Regions from separate parts of the Homo sapiens genome. Here region 1 is linked to region 2. Evidence: read pairs that join two places in POLR2A ChIA-PET (ENCODE). Cell type or tissue: A673. All regions are shown on one strand. Each heading gives the region's core, and the rest is flanking DNA. Links, peaks and the distances in the headings are about the cores only. Region 1 overlaps HIF1A (hypoxia inducible factor 1 subunit alpha). Region 2 overlaps PRKCH (protein kinase C eta).

Region 1 (7,731 bases), core at 2,759-5,258, 160 kb after region 2:
AGGGATCTGTAAATTTTACAAGCACTCAGAAATGAAACATAGACTTTAAACAGCTAAGAGTGCTCATCAGGATTATGTTGATATTATTTTTTAAACAGATGTGCCAAGCCTTTAATTTGAATTTCCAGGGTTGGGATTTGGCCTTCTATATTTGGGGGAAAAAAGTTCTATTGATGATTGTGGATATATACCACAGGTCAACCATTGAATAGTCTAGTCAGTGTAGTTAGTGTATTTTATAATTACTAAGTTCTAAGTATGTGGTGTATTAATGTCTTAGGAGGTGGATATATTTCCTGTATTTGTAAAGCATTTGGGTAGGTTTTTTAAAGAGAAAAGTATGTAACAAACTAGTTTTGAGCGTTGCTCTTTTACTTCTTTGGGCATTTTTGAAGAACACGTTAAGTATCTTCTTAGAGCAGAGGGGCTCAGAGTGGTCCCCAGATTATCATCATTGGTAACACCTAGTTGGTGCATTACTAACTTGTTAGAAATGCACATTCTCAGGCGCCATTCAGACTTCATAAATCAGAAACTCTGGAAGTAAGGCTCAGCATTCTGTGTTTTTTTTTTCTTTATTATACTTTAAGTTTTAGGGTACATGTGCACAACGTGCAGGTTAGTTACATATGTATACATGTGCCATGTTGGTGTGCTGCACCCAGTAACTCGTCATTTAACATTAGGTATATCTCCTAATGCTATCCCTCCCCGCTCCCCCCACCCCACAACAGGCCCCGGCGTGTGATGTTCCCCTTCCTGTGTCCATGTGTTCTCATTGTTCAGTTCCTACCTATGAGTGAGAACACGCGGTGTTTGGTTTTTTGTCCTTGCGATAGTTTGCTGAGAATGATGGTTTCCGGCTTCATCCATGTCCCTACAAAGGACATGAACTCATCCTTTTTTATGGCTGAATAGTATTCCATGGTGTATATGTGCCACATTTTCTTAATCCAGTCTATCATTATTGGACATTTGGGTTGGTTCCAAGTCTTTGCTATTGTGAATAGTGCCACAATAAACATACGTGTGCATGTGTCTTTATAGCAGCATGATTTATAATCCTTTGGGTATATACCCAGTAATGGGATGGCTGGGTCAAATGGTATTTCTAGTTCTAGATCCCTGAGGAATCGCCACACTGACTTCCACAATGGTTGAACTAGTTTACAGTCCCACTAACAGTGTAAAAGTGTTCCTGTTTCTCCACATCCTCTCCAGCACCTGTTGTTTCCTGACTTTTTAATGATCGCCATTCTAACTGGTGTGAGATGGTATCTCATTGTGGTTTTGATTTGCATTTCTCTGATGGCCAGTGATGATGAGCATTTTTTCATGTGTCTTTTGGCAGCATAAATGTCGTCTTTTGAGAAGTGTCTGTTCATATCGTTTGCCCACTTTTTGATGGGGTTGTTTTTTTCTTGTAAATTTGTTTGAGTTCATTGTAGATTCTGGATACTAGCCCTTTGTCAGATGAGTAGATTGCAAAAATTTTCTCCCATTCTGTAGGTTGCCTGTTCACTCTGATGGTAGTTTCTTTTGCTGTGCAGAAGCTCTTTAGTTTAATTAGATCCTATTTGTCAATTTTGGCTTCTGTTGCCATGGCTTTTGGTGTTTTAAACATGAAGTCCTTGCCCATGCCTATGTCCTGAATGGTATTGCCTAGGTTTTATTCTACGGTTTTTATGGTTTTAGGTCTAACATTTAAGTCTTTAATCCATCTTGAATTAATTTTAGCATAAGGTGTAAGGAAGGGATCCAGTTTCAGCTTTCTGCATATGGCTAGCCAGTTTTCCCAGCACCATTTATTAAATAGGGAATCCTTTCCCCATTTCTTGTTTTTGTCAGGTTTGTCAAAGATCAGATGGTTGTAGATAAGCGGCATTATTTCTGAGGGCTCTGTTCTGTTCCATTGGTCTATATCTCTGTTTTGGTACCAGTACCATGCTGTTTTGGTTACTGCATCCTTGTAGTATAGTTTGAAGTCAGGTAGTGTGATGCCTCCAGCTTTGTTCTTTTGGCTTAGGATTGACTTGGCAAGCATTCTGTGTTTTGAGAATTCTTCCAGGGGACTGTGATGAAAACTGACGTTTGAGAACCTTCATCTTAGAGTAAAAACTTTACATACACATTTTTGTTGTTTTATTTATCTAGCACAATACTTCTTTTTTTTGAAATGGAGTTTTGCTCTTGTTGCCCAGGCTGGAGTGCAATGGTGTAATCTCAGCTCACCACAACCTCCATCTCCCAGGTTCAGTTGATTCTCCTGCCTCAGCCTCCCGAGTAGCTGGGGTTACAGGCACGTGGCAACATGCCTAGCTAATTTTGTATTTTTAGTAGAGACGGGGTTTCTCCATGTTGGTCAGGCTGGTCTCGAACTCCCGACCTCAGGTGATCCGCCCACCTCAGCCTCCCAAAGTGCTGGGATTACAGGCGTGAGCCACTGCACCTGGCACAATACCTTATATATAATCAGGGCTCAAAGATTTGTTGAGAGGCTCAACACCAATTCTGGACCAGGAAAGATTTTATTTATATCACTAGTCAGGAATAATCTAAAAACAAAAAGCACATTCTTCTTACAAGTAATATTTCAATACACATTAATGTAAACACATGGAAAAGTATTAGCTACTTAATAAATTAACATGTAAATGAAAAATTTACACATTATGGCTATTTCAGATGTGATATAGATTTCATTTTCAGAAGGAACCCTCCAATGTAAAACAGTGATTCTTTTCCCCGTTTATTTTACTGCATTAGAAAATCACATTTAAAGTAAGCATTTTGGTGAGGTTTGGAAGGTGAATAAATCCATCTTTTCTTTAATTATGGATATTTAAGAGAGATGTTGTTGTGCCGTTTAGATAATAATGATCTAAACCAAGAAATTTAGTTGCTTTCAAAAATAAAATAAGTGTATGCATTCTGAACATTTTTCTTTAGAAACAAACCATTTCATCTGTTTTTTTGAATTTCAAATTAATTATACAGAATTTTCAAAATTTGAAAATTAGGTTAGCATGAGAAACTGAAGATACTGAATTATATTGCCTGTTCAGTCTATACTTTTCTTTAGGATATACAGTAGGAAAGAAATATGATAGTTCAAGTTAGATTACTACTTCTTTCAGAGTTTTTTGACAAATGCAGGTACAGTGATAGTGTCAGTTCATGGTGAATTTTTGTTAAAATAAATTACAAAAAATTTGTGATCCTGGTATCTTGAAACTAGTTAATATTTGTAAACTTTGCTAACACTGTATATCACTGTATTCTGGTTTTATCTGTGCATCTATGAGTTATATGTGTGTATAGCTACATATGTTTATATTTATACACATACATTACACACAGGAGTGGAATCATACTCAATTTTTTTTGTATAGCCTGCTCTGTTCATATAATACTATATTGTAGCATCTAGTATAAGCAAAGATTAATTTTTGTAGACTTTGCTTTTATCCTGAAATTTTGTGGTAGCTGGTTTAATGGAAAGACAATTTCTGTGACGTGTTTTGTCAGTTAGGGATTGACCCTGGTAAAATATTGCTGGATAACAACAAGCAATGTAAAAATACATTTGTTCCATAAGATAACCTCCGTGAAGGTAGAGACTTGGTCTGTTTTGTTTATTGCACCGTGTCCTGTTCTGGGAAGAGTGTTAGACTCATAGAAGATGATCAAGAAATATTTTTTGAATACATCAATAACATTCTCTAACATGTGGGTATCCTAAAGGTTTATTTTTAAAGTTTATTGATTAGAATTCAGAAGATATTTTCCCAGATAAAATAATAGATTGCTAGCTGTCTTGAAAATGTAATTTATATTTAATTTGAAATGTCAGGTTTTTGCTATTTTTTCCATTAAGTAGAGATAGGGTTTTTAAAAATTACATGTGATGTTTTAAGTATTCTGGTTTTGCAACAATTACTAGATAGAAAATGTAACAACAGATCCTATTAATAATACTTCCAATAATACATATAAAATACTTGTCTAAAAGTAACCCTCCTTAAAAAAACAAAGCTGGCCAGGCGCGGTGGCTCACGCCTGTAATCCCAGCACTTTGGGAGGCTGAGGCAGGCGGATCAAGAGGTCAGGAGTTCAAGACCAGCCTGGCCAACATAGTGAAACCCCATCTCTAGTAAAAATACAAAAAATTAGCCGGGTGTGGTGGCAGGCGCCTGTAACCCCAGCTACTCAGGAAAATCGCTTGAACCTGGGAGGCGGAGGTTGCAGTGAGCGGAGATCGCACCACTGTACTTCAGCCTTGGGCAACAGTGCGAGACTCTGTCTCAAAAAAAAAAAAAAAAAAAGGCAATAGGATTAGGTATCAACTTAATGAAAACTTCGTGACAGCACTTTCTTGAAAAAGACTGTGGAAACCAAAGTTAGTAAACTCCTGTTTCTGCCTGGGTTCGGAAAACATAAAGATGATAAAGATGTTTAAGTATTCCTTTTTTTTTTTTTTTTTTTTTTTGAGACAGTGTCTTGCTCTGTCTGGAGTGCAGTGGCACAATCACAGCTCACTGCAGCCTTGAACTCCTGGGCTCAAATAATCCTCCTGCCTCAGCCTCCTGAGTATCTGGAACTACAGGAGTGCACCATTACACTCGGCTAGTAATTTGATTGGTTAAGAACATTAACTATAACTCACACATTTTCCTGACCACATTTGCTTAGGACAAAACAGTAAAAGACATGAGTGTAGATGAAAGCGATAAGGGAACTAATCTTAAACACTGAACCTCTTTTCAGCAAATTGGCTTTCTAGTTTCTCAGCTCTCTCTTTACACCTCTAAATCTCTTTCCTGGCAAGATCATTTATTTGCCTTGGTTTATGGTGATACTCTTCATTGTTATACTGGTGGGTGATTGTTTTAATTGATAGCTGTTTTTTTCTACTTCAGGAAGATGACACTGCTGGCTCTGCTGGCTCTGATGTTTACCTTGTGGCTAATGCCTGTGTTTGCCTGTGTTCACATTTATTCCACGATTCATTTGTTAACATTTACTAAGCTGCTTTTCTGTGCCAGGAACTTGGCTAGATAAATAAATGGTTGTTTTTGTACACAGAATTAGCTGTCATAATCAGTTACTGTAGCATTTATTCTTGCAAAAATATATATTTATACTTCAACTAGTGATCGAATCTCAACTTATTAATTCATACATTCAGCCAGCACATAATTGAATACTTCTTATGTGTCAGAAACTGTTCTAGGTGCTTGGGATGTTCATTGAACAAAATAGACAAAAGTCTCCGCCTCTATGGAACTTACTTTCCAGTGAAGGTGTGGATTGGTGGGATAGAAAATAAAATAATCAAGTAAGATATGTACTTAGGCTTTCATAAAAATACAGCAGGGCAAGAGGACCAAGATGGAGGCAGTGATCAGGGAATCTCAATGAGGGTGAGACTGCGACAAAGACTTGAAAAAGGTGGAGAAGCAAGCCTTGTGGGTATTTAGGGTAGCAGTAGTCCAGGCAAGGGGAACAACTAGTGCAAAGGCTCTAGGAGGCAATGTGTTTGAAGTGTTTTAAGAACAGTAAGGAGGCTAGTATGGTTAGAACAGAATGAGCAAAGGGGGCAAAGTGGTAGAAGGTGAGATCAAAGAGGTAATGAGGCCATTGTGGAGGCCCATATGGACTATTGGAAGGGCTTTGGCTTTTACTCTAAATGAGGCAAAAACCATTTTAAGCAGAGAGGAGTGATATGACTTGATTTCTTGTTAAAAGGATTATTCTAGTTGCTGTTACAGAAAAAGATTACAGGGGTGCAAAGAAACAGGGAGACAAAAGAATATAAGATTTTCACTGTAACTTATATCTAGTATGCTTGCTTATACTTGAAAATGCATATCCAGATAATTGTAGTAAATTCAAATATTATGTTTATTTAATAGTACTAACATTGATATGCTGGTTAATTATGATTAGGAGCACTAATAAAGCACAAATCAGGGATTCCCAAAAAGAATGTTGAAAGGGCAGTCAGCTTTTCCTGTGCCAGAAATCAAAGTCATAGCAGATTTGGGGCAAATATGTCAAAGTCAAACTTACGCACATCACTACTGAGAAGACAAAGATGAATGTGTGACAGTTTCCTGCCCCCAAGAATCTTTAAGCATTGTGAAGGAAGATTAATATAGCCAAATAACTAGAGTGATCAGTTCTACCAGAGAGGACCAGTTTTGGAAGCCAGAGGAAAAAAAAAAAAAACAGAAACAAAATGATGTTTGAATTAAATCTTTAAAAGTTTCTCTTATAAATTTACCAAGCCACATATTGGGAATGGTACCCCAGGCAGAAGGAGTAGAGTAAGCAAGCCAGAAAGGAAATACTATGGTGCTTTTGAGTAACTGCAGTGTGGCTGAAGAATGTGGAAAATGATGAGGATAAAGAGGTGGACAGGGAACTAGGTAAGGGAGGGCTTCCTTTTAAATAATTAGACCTTGTCCTGTGTACATTTAATGGGATTTTAATCAGGCCATAATGCCAAATTTCTTTACTTCGGAAGGATCTTTATGGTGATGGTTTCAGAAAGAAATTAAAGCAGAGTAACAGTGGTTAGCAATAATGATCAGCTAGTGGTTCCCAAACTTACGTATCATATGCATCTTGGAAGTTTTTAAAAACTCAGATTTTGGGATCCTGACTTAGATCTACTGAATCAGAATTTACAGATTCAAATTCCCAGTGAGGCCTAGGAATTTGAAATGTTGAATGTCCTTCACGATGCAGCTAGACAAGCATTTGGGAATAAAGCATTAGGTGACTATTTCAGTAGACTAAGGAGTGGGAGGCCATTTAAGCTCAAAGGCTATTCTACTTCTCACTATATTTCTAGTACCTAGCACAGTGCATGGTACTTGATAGATGCATCCTTTCTCCCATACCTCGCCCTACACATCTCTTCATGTGTATCCTTATTAATATCCTCTATTATAAACTGGTAAACATGTTTCCCTGAGTTCTGTGAGCTGCTCCAGCAAAGATGGGTTTGTGAGAATCCCAACTTTTGAAGCCTGTCAGTCAGAAGTTCCTGAGGCCAGACTTGCAACTCCTGTTGAGGGGGCAGTCTTGGGGACTGAGCCCTCAACCTGACACTGTCTCCAGGTAGATAGTGTTAGAATTGAATTGAAGGACACCCAGTTGGTGTCCGCTGCAGAACTGATTGCTCACCTGGTGGTGGAGAGAACCCCTCCTCTCCCGATAGGGTTGCAGAAGTTGTCTTCTGTGTTGTTGATTGCTGTGGTGTGGGAGCAGAGGGGGGAAAAAAGCTGTTGGAGAGTTTTTTCCAAAACAATAGGAGATTATTTAGATTTATAAAAATAGAATCAAAGTAGATTAACTGAGCACATTGTGAAATATAGAGTAGAGCTGTGTGTAAGGAGTATATCTTAATGTCAAGCTGACACCAAATTGAATGTTTGCTGGAACGTTCAAAAATCTAAGCTTCCCAAATCTGTGAAAACACTCAGGTTAGTAAACAGTCTTATGCAAACAGCAAGACAATGCTCAAAGCCATTTAAGGAAAAAGAACAGTAACTGAATTCTCTTATGGAAATGTGAGATGTTGTTTTAGTAAGTACTGATGGTGTTATACTTTTTGTTTATTCGTTTGCTGGTATTTCAGTTCCTAAAATTCCTTCAAATATGCTGCAAAATACAAACCAAGAACTTGGTGGATTTTCCATTTGTTTTCCTGTGGGAAATGAT
Region 2 (7,731 bases), core at 2,684-5,183:
GCAGCCACACCTCCTCTGTAGTCTGGGAAAAAAACTGTTAAGTGTCTCATTCTCGGGGCCAGGTGTGCCTCTGATTCCTTGAGTATCCTCTAGTTCAGTTCCACTGTAATGAGGGCCACAGCAGGAAGGGGAACATAAAATGAGTCCCTGAGTTCTTGACCCTTCTCTTTCCCCTGCTCTCCAGTCAGTTTGAGACTTACACTTGGGGTAGAATCCAGATTTTCCACCCTGGTCCCCTCACTCACTCTGTGCAGCTTATAAAGTGCTTTTCTTGGCCCTAGAAAACATTCTGCTTCCTTTAGTAAATGTGTGCAGAATATTTCATGAAGTCACATTATTTTCCTCTTTGGCCGACTTTCCCTCTTGGATCACAGTCAGGGAGAAAGTCAGCTGAGGTGAGGCAACTTTTCAGTGTGACCTTAAATGTGGATGAAAGTGATGGCCCCGAGGAGCACAATTGTTAACTTACTGGCATTTGGGTCCCATTAGGGACATAAGCAAATAATGAAAGTTTTCTGCAAAAGGATTATGCTGTCACCATTCACAGCAGTAGGAACAGAGAGTTTAGGGAAAGGCCTGTGCCCAGCCTAGGATGGCAAGCTATCCACCTCCAACTCCACACCATCTGCACCAACGTGAACTGTGAAAGATTTCAGGCCTGGGACTAATGTTAAATGTTCCCTTAACTCCTCATCTCCACATCACTGGACGGGGGTAGTGGTAGAAGGGCCACCCCACCACCACCACAACACACAAAGCTTCTACCCCCTTAGTATCACCCCGGACCCTCCTTCTCCCGGTCCTGGTTTCTGTTTCATGGTATTCATCCTCCTCTGGCCTCTTCATGGCATCCTCCAGCTGCCACTCTGGCTGCTTCTCACCCTACACCAGGGGTCAGGAGCCATGAAAGTCCGTGAGTGATACCAGCCAGGTGGGAGGTGATAGGGAGTGGTGGGGCATGTGACTGACTGGGCATCTGGTGCCCCATGAAAAGCAGAAGCCCCTGCTCAACTCCAGGCCGTTTCTATGAGAGGAGTGCAGGCCCAGTGTTCCCGAGTATCTCATTTTCCACGAGAAGTTGGAAAACCTGACTTTTCATGTGATGTGACATTTCCTAGCGTTTAAATATTTGAGAAGTAATTAAAATTATTTCAAAACACACTAGGTAGGCCAAATAAAATGTGTCTGAGACCTAGGGCTGGTATCAGTTCTAGTCTGTCTCTGTCACTTTCCACAATCTAACCTGCCCTCCCAGCTTCAGTGGTTACTCAAATTTCAATGTCTCTGAGCGTTAGATGGCCAGCCCTGGCCTGCACCCCAGATTTACCCTAGAATTCATCTGCATGTGGGTGCCCACACACCTCCAATGCAAAGCGGAGCCCATCAGCCTCCCAGATTTGGCAGACTGTAGGATCTCAGTAAGTGTGAGCTATTTTTGTCTTTGTTCCACTAACAAAAATACTACTACTACTAACACTGCTACTAATACTCATGCTACAAAGAATAATCTCTTGCCCCTCTTTTGTTCCATTTCTGTTACTCAACACCACTGCCCCATCAGGCAGCCAGGGAGGACCCTGTGATCTTGGACTCTTCACTCCCATTCCCGGCAGTTAGTGGATTGTGTTTATTCTTCCACGGCCCTCTAGAATGTGCTTCCAACTCTTCCTTCCAATTAACTAGAAACTCTCCTAGTTGCTGAACTTGTCATGTGTTCTCAGCTATTGTCTCAGCCTCTAACTGCTCACCACCAGGCGCTACCTCTGCATTTAAGATTTATTCATCACGCTGTGGCTAGTGTCATCCCCTAAATTGCCGTGCAGCTCTCATCACTCACCTCGGATGGATCCCACCGGCTGCCCCCGCAGTTCCTCAGCCATCCCTGCATGCCAGCTGTACCAGGCACTTGTATGCCTCTGCATTTGTGCTGGCTGTGTCCTCAGGCGCATTTTCTTCCTTCATGCCTACTATGTTAATTCTGTTCGTCCTCATCTCTGGTCAAATGCCACCTCTTCCACGAGGCTGTCACTTGCCTTCCCACCACCAGCCCCAGTGTTATTTGCCCCGTGCCTCTTCCAAGCTCTCACAGCACTTGATCTAAGTCTCTTTTCATTTCATCCGGCTGTGTATTATGAAGTTTGCTTGATTCTTCCCCCTTCTCTTGATTAGCTCCTGGATGAAGAGACACTGTCTTTGTCATCTGCGTATCCCCAAGAAACCCCTAGTGTGCTGCCTTACATGTAGTAGACACCTTGAAAACCTTTGTCAATTGAATCAAAGTTTGTTTGTGTGTGTGTGTGTTTTGTTTTTTCTTTTGGTTTGTTTTTTTTGTAAGTTGAGGATGGCTGCATCTAAAGGGCTCAGGCCAAGGTATTAAAAACAAAACTGCTTGGTTATTCAAAAGGATTTATCAGAACCCCAAGAGGCTAAGTATCAAGCTAGTGAAAGGGTTATTCTGCCTGTCCCCAATTCCAAGGGTGCAGTTTTTAGAGGACGGACGGTCGTGTTTGGTCTACTTGTCGTCAGGCAAGGCCTCTTCCACAGTGCCCCATGGAAGCTTGGGTTCAGTGCCAGGGGCAGGGAGGAATGGGCAAGCCTCTTGGACACTGGGGCTTCAGCCACCCTGGCATATAGAGTCCTGCACTGTTTGTCTTGCCCAGAAGAACAGGCTGTACCCACCCATTCACAAGATGTCCTCTCTCACATCATTGGCAGGCCTGGGAATTTCCCACAGGCCATCTGGGTGTGTTCTGCCGTCCTGTCTCCCAAGTTTTTTGCAGCATTGTTTCTTGTTAATTAGCTCTTAGAATAGCAACTGCTCTTCCATCAGGAATTGTATCCCGTTGACTTTCCTAAGGCAAGAATCTACTCATTTCTTTTTTGTAAGCATTTTCTCCCTTCCTGCCTGCATTGCACAGGCTTACTTAGTGAGAGCCCAAGCAGTGTGAACTAACTCCTAGCTCTTACAGAACTGAGTTACTTATAATATGCATCTCCTGAATCCTGGGTGACCACTGTAAGTGCCTGAAGTGGCAGCTGCTCTGACTGGGCCTGTGCAGCTCTGAATGCTGCATTTACTTTTGGGTCCTGCCTCCAACCCAGAACCACCTGTGGCCTTTAATTCCTGTTACTAGGAGAGAGGAGAAGCGATTAAACCCTGTCAGTATATTCATTTATTAGCTGCCCTTTGAAGCTTTTTTGAAAGCATTTTACAAGGTATATCCCGTCAGGTTGCTTAGGAACTTTTGCAGCCTCCTTCTTCAACATTATCATTTTCATTTGAATCAACACTGGCAGCTTGACACCTCTGGACACCTGGCATGGCAGTGGGAGGTACCTCCAAACACTGTCTTTCCGTGTCTGCACCTTCAACAAGATTTTCTCTGTAAATTCAGCTCCAAAACAATTTTTATAAACACAGCATTACTTTTGTGTTGTTCACAAATCAGATTTGGAAAGAGGTGCTTGGGGACTGTCATGAGTCTATTTAAAGATAACCTGATTTAAATAAAAACAAAAACAAAACTTTTTATCCAAGGCAATTTTCTTTCAATATGGGAAATTAAATTAGCTTCAGTGTCTTTGAAATTGAGAACCACACTCCGGCCATGAAAAGTGAATTATCCTGTACTAATCCTTGCTCAGGAAGTGATCAAAACACCTTTCCTGGCTATTTTGTGAAAGCAGATTTAGCCCAGCATATTTTGATAGGAGCCCAGCACTAAGGAAGTTTCCCAACTGATGGAAATACAGAGAATCTCTATGCACACATCGCTTAGCTGTGTGGCAGCGCTCGTTTTAGTTTTTGGTCTATGGAGCAATGGAATCTCAGTCATTGAACCTACTTCGAAACAGCAGTGGTGGGGGGAACATCTTGAAGAAAAGCCTTTCATCTAGAGCTATGATATCTTCGCTGCATAAAGAAAAGTGGCCAACTTTGTTTTTTCTAGAGCCAGGACACAGACCTTTTCAGTATGTCACCTTTGCTGCTTCTTCACACAGATCTTCAAAAATAACGACTCTCTCTCCTCTCTGTGGTCTCGTCAGAGAGCAGGAATCCTGGCCAGCTGGTCAGGTCACTCAGAAAAATGGCACAGCTGTTTCTGAAAGTAGCCCCATTCATAAGATGTCTGCTGCCCACAACTGCAGTGTTGGGGAAAGGCACACTGTTATAAAGAGCTTCTTTTCTTTAAAGAGGAAAGAAAAATACATGGTGTTTACAGAAAAGAAAACTGGACCCTCCTGCTTTCTTTTAGTGGCCATGTCTGAAATGGAAGTGGGAAAAGCCATAAATCCACACAGGCAATCGCGCCTTTAAGGCATGATTCATACTGACTGTGCTGCCTGTGATGGAAAACCCAGCTAGTTAAGCAAGACCTGCCAGAAAGTCTCGCACAGCTCCTCTGCCATGGCTGATGCCTGCTGTCTTGTGACGTGCTGGTTGTATGTGAATGAATGATTGACACTTTCTCTCTCTCTCACTCAGTTCATGACCAAGAACCCCACCATGCGCTTGGGCAGCCTGACTCAGGGAGGCGAGCACGCCATCTTGAGACATCCTTTTTTTAAGGAAATCGACTGGGCCCAGCTGAACCATCGCCAAATAGAACCGCCTTTCAGACCCAGAATCGTAAGTGTCCCAGGCTGTCACAGAGACATTCCTTTCTTCAGATGTCACAGCATTCCACCAAAGTCCGTAGAAGAGCTGGATGGCCCCTGTGGGTGACAGACCAGAAATTCAGCTGGATACTGCACAGGGCAGCCTCCCCTGGGGGGAATCTGGGCTCCTTGTCCATGGGACAACAATGTCTTCATGTGCCCACATTAATTCTTACCAAGTTTCACCCCTCGTTTACCCAATCTCCAACTTCTCTCAACCTAAATTAAAATCTTGTAGGGTATAAGAGGCCTGAAACTTTCCAGGTTTCCCCAAAAGAGTTTGGCTAATTGAGAAAGTCATTGTTCTGGCCAATTTCCTCATGCTCCTTGGGGCACTTTTTGTGCCTTTTCTAAGCCCCTGAGAAAGCAGAGTGGGTAGGAGATGTTGCTCACTTCACTGAGCCTGGCCTCTTGGCTTGGAGAGCCTGGGTCTGTAATAGCTGCTGCAGTGCAGAGCCCAGGCCAGGCCAGGCTTCTTTGACCAAAGAAATACTGGGATCTCCAGGGGCTCCTCTCCAAGCTCTGCAGCTGAGGCTGGTGGCCTTCCTGAGCGTGGTCCCGCTTGTGGTCTGAGAGCTGAGCTCGTGCTCATCTGTGGGTCAAGAGCTCCACAGGAGGAAGGCAGAGAAGCAAGGCTAGCGATAGATCAAGAGTGATGGGGAGACCTGGCGTGGTGGCTCATGCCTATAATCCCAGCACTTTGGGAGGCCGAGGCAGATGGATCACTTGAGGTCAGGAGTTTGAGACTAGCCTGGCCAACATGGCAAAACCCCATCTCTACTAAAAATACAAAAAAAAAAAGCCTGGTGTGGTGATGCACACCTCTAATCCCTGCTACTCAGGAGGCTGAAGTAGAAGGATTGCTTGAACCTAGGAGGTGGAGATTGCAGTGAGCCGAGATTGCGTCATGCGCTCCAGCCTGGGCAACTGAGTTAGACTTTGTCTCAAAAAAAAAAAAAAAAAAGTGATAGAGAAATATCATTGATTAAGGTAAGAGCAGTGAGATGTGTGATACTCACTTAGAAATGATCTTTGCAGCGTTTGTTTATACAGATATAAAATACTCAACTTTTAAAAACATACAGTGCACTTAATCACTAACAGCCTACTAGGCTGTTGGACACCAGGCACCCAGAGGTAAAGCCGTTCCTTCAATGGTCAGCCCCCTGCCAGCGCCCCTGGGATTAGGGAGAGCATGGCCTTCAGAGGCTGGAGCCTGTAGTCCTAACTGCACAGCTGGTCCAGCAGGGCGTAACGCATCTACCTAGAGAGTAAAATGACCAACAGTTGTTCCCTAAGCTCAGCACTTGCAAGAAATCTTTTGGGAAGATCTCTTCAAATGTCTAGAACTCTGCGCAAACAATAGGTAGGACAAGTGTGAACCTACCCAACCTCTGTTGACAAATACAGCTGCACACCCCTCAGCGAGGCCTGCTGTGAAATGCCACCTTGGTGAAATGAGAATAAAGGGTGAGTGAGCCAGCTGCTTTTGGATGACCAAATTAATTCTTAGCCTCCCATTAAGACAGGCCTGCTCAGCAAGATTTTCATGGGATTAGTGAATTGGTGGTTGCCAAATGCCATAATAATGCACCATGCAGTAGACTTGCTGTAAAGCACAGTTTCATCATAACAATAACTGTAAATAATGCTACTGAACAAGCTACAGAGCACTCCTCTGAACTCACTGGAATGGGCTATATCCCATGCAAGATGAGTAAGCCTCAAGCGCAAAAATCTCACCCTTGTTTCCCTTTTTTTTTTGGCAGAAATCCCGAGAAGATGTCAGTAATTTTGACCCTGACTTCATAAAGGAAGAGCCAGTTTTAACTCCAATTGATGAGGGACATCTTCCAATGATTAACCAGGATGAGTTTAGAAACTTTTCCTATGTGTCTCCAGAATTGCAACCATAGCCTTATGGGGAGTGAGAGAGAGGGCACGAGAACCCAAAGGGAATAGAGATTCTCCAGGAATTTCCTCTATGGGACCTTCCCAGCATCAGCCTTAGAACAAGAACCTTACCTTCAAGGAGCAAGTGAAGAACTCTGTGAAGGATGGAACTTTCAGATATCAACTATTTAGAGTCCAGAGGGAGCCATGGCACTAGAAATAGTTGATAATGAAATGAGATTTTATGAAGTATACCGCTCCACCTATGAGCGTCTGTCTCTGTGGGCTTGGGATGTTAACAGGAGCCAAAAGGAGGGAAAGTGTGAAGAATAAAGTAGATCTGAGAAATTCTGAGCCAATCAGGCTTCTTAATTCAAGAGACAAACCAAGACGTTCTGTCAACTGTGCTGTGCTCTTCTTTAAGCCAATGAACCCCAATTCCTGGCAGTCTACAAGAAGTCTCTTAATGCTAATGAAGAATTTAAAGGTCTTTTTAAGGAAATGAAGGGCTTTCCAAATAGAATGATTTACTCTGAAGAAACAAACAATGGTATCTCTGAAACTCACAACCTAAAGCCCAATCTTGAAAATATGTTGTGCACCAAGACGACTGCTTCAGCTTCTTCTCTTATCCTTACTTTCTTTAATAGATATTTATTAAACTGTCCAGTGAAAAGGTGCCACAATGCCCAGTATTGTAAACAACAGGTTTGCATTCATGAAGCTTTCATTCATTCTGGAGTCTACTAATTTACCTGAATGGTGTTTGCATTCTGTGAAATGCCTCTCCACGTTGCATATGTCACACTTTTGTCTGCACATAACTCTTTTTTCACAAGAAGGGTCACTGCCACAACAGCACAGTCAGCGGGTGAATTACAGGTGCCTGCTGCCTGCCTACCTGGGTAATCTGATCTTGTCTGTATCGCCGTGTGCTCATCACTGAAGAATTGCAGGCCACTCATGTCAGTGACCAGATTTGTGGCTTATAAACATTAGCAGTTTATTTATGTTTTAAGATGCAAAGATGTGTGTTTGATATTCACTTTAATAATTAGAAATGGATCTTGTAAACAGGGCATATATCAAAGATGACCTTATAATATGTACCCGAATATACAGTTCAAGAATTTTGTCTGACTGGAAATAAATGCATTTTGTAGCAAAAGGAAGTGTTTT

What was found. ChIA-PET counts read pairs that join two places held together with the same protein. Peaks named below come from ENCODE experiments on the same cell type or tissue, not always from the same donor. Only the 100,000 strongest peaks of a DNase experiment are listed, where the experiment ranks them.
Region 1: POLR2A ChIA-PET joins it to region 2 with 11 read pairs; 10 of 35 experiments call an interaction of 5 or more read pairs at or near these places.

What each region holds. Positions count from the first base shown.
Region 1 is chr14:61,706,742-61,714,472 of GRCh38, forward strand. All of the region lies in intron 1 of HIF1A (hypoxia inducible factor 1 subunit alpha), which reads left to right. Among named protein-coding and RNA genes, the nearest start is that of HIF1A-AS1, 15 kb to the left of the region's middle. In A673, for the core only: no CTCF peak of the experiment used is centred there; no DNase peak of the experiment used is centred there.
Region 2 is chr14:61,543,257-61,550,987 of GRCh38, forward strand. PRKCH (protein kinase C eta) reads left to right here. Exons shown (of 14, transcript NM_006255.5): 13 at 4,487-4,630; 14 at 6,429-7,720. The coding sequence ends at 6,575. It overlaps PRKCH-AS2 (PRKCH antisense RNA 2), which reads right to left and starts at 2,228. Exons shown (of 3, transcript NR_188139.1): 1 at 1,838-2,228. In A673, for the core only: no CTCF peak of the experiment used is centred there; no DNase peak of the experiment used is centred there.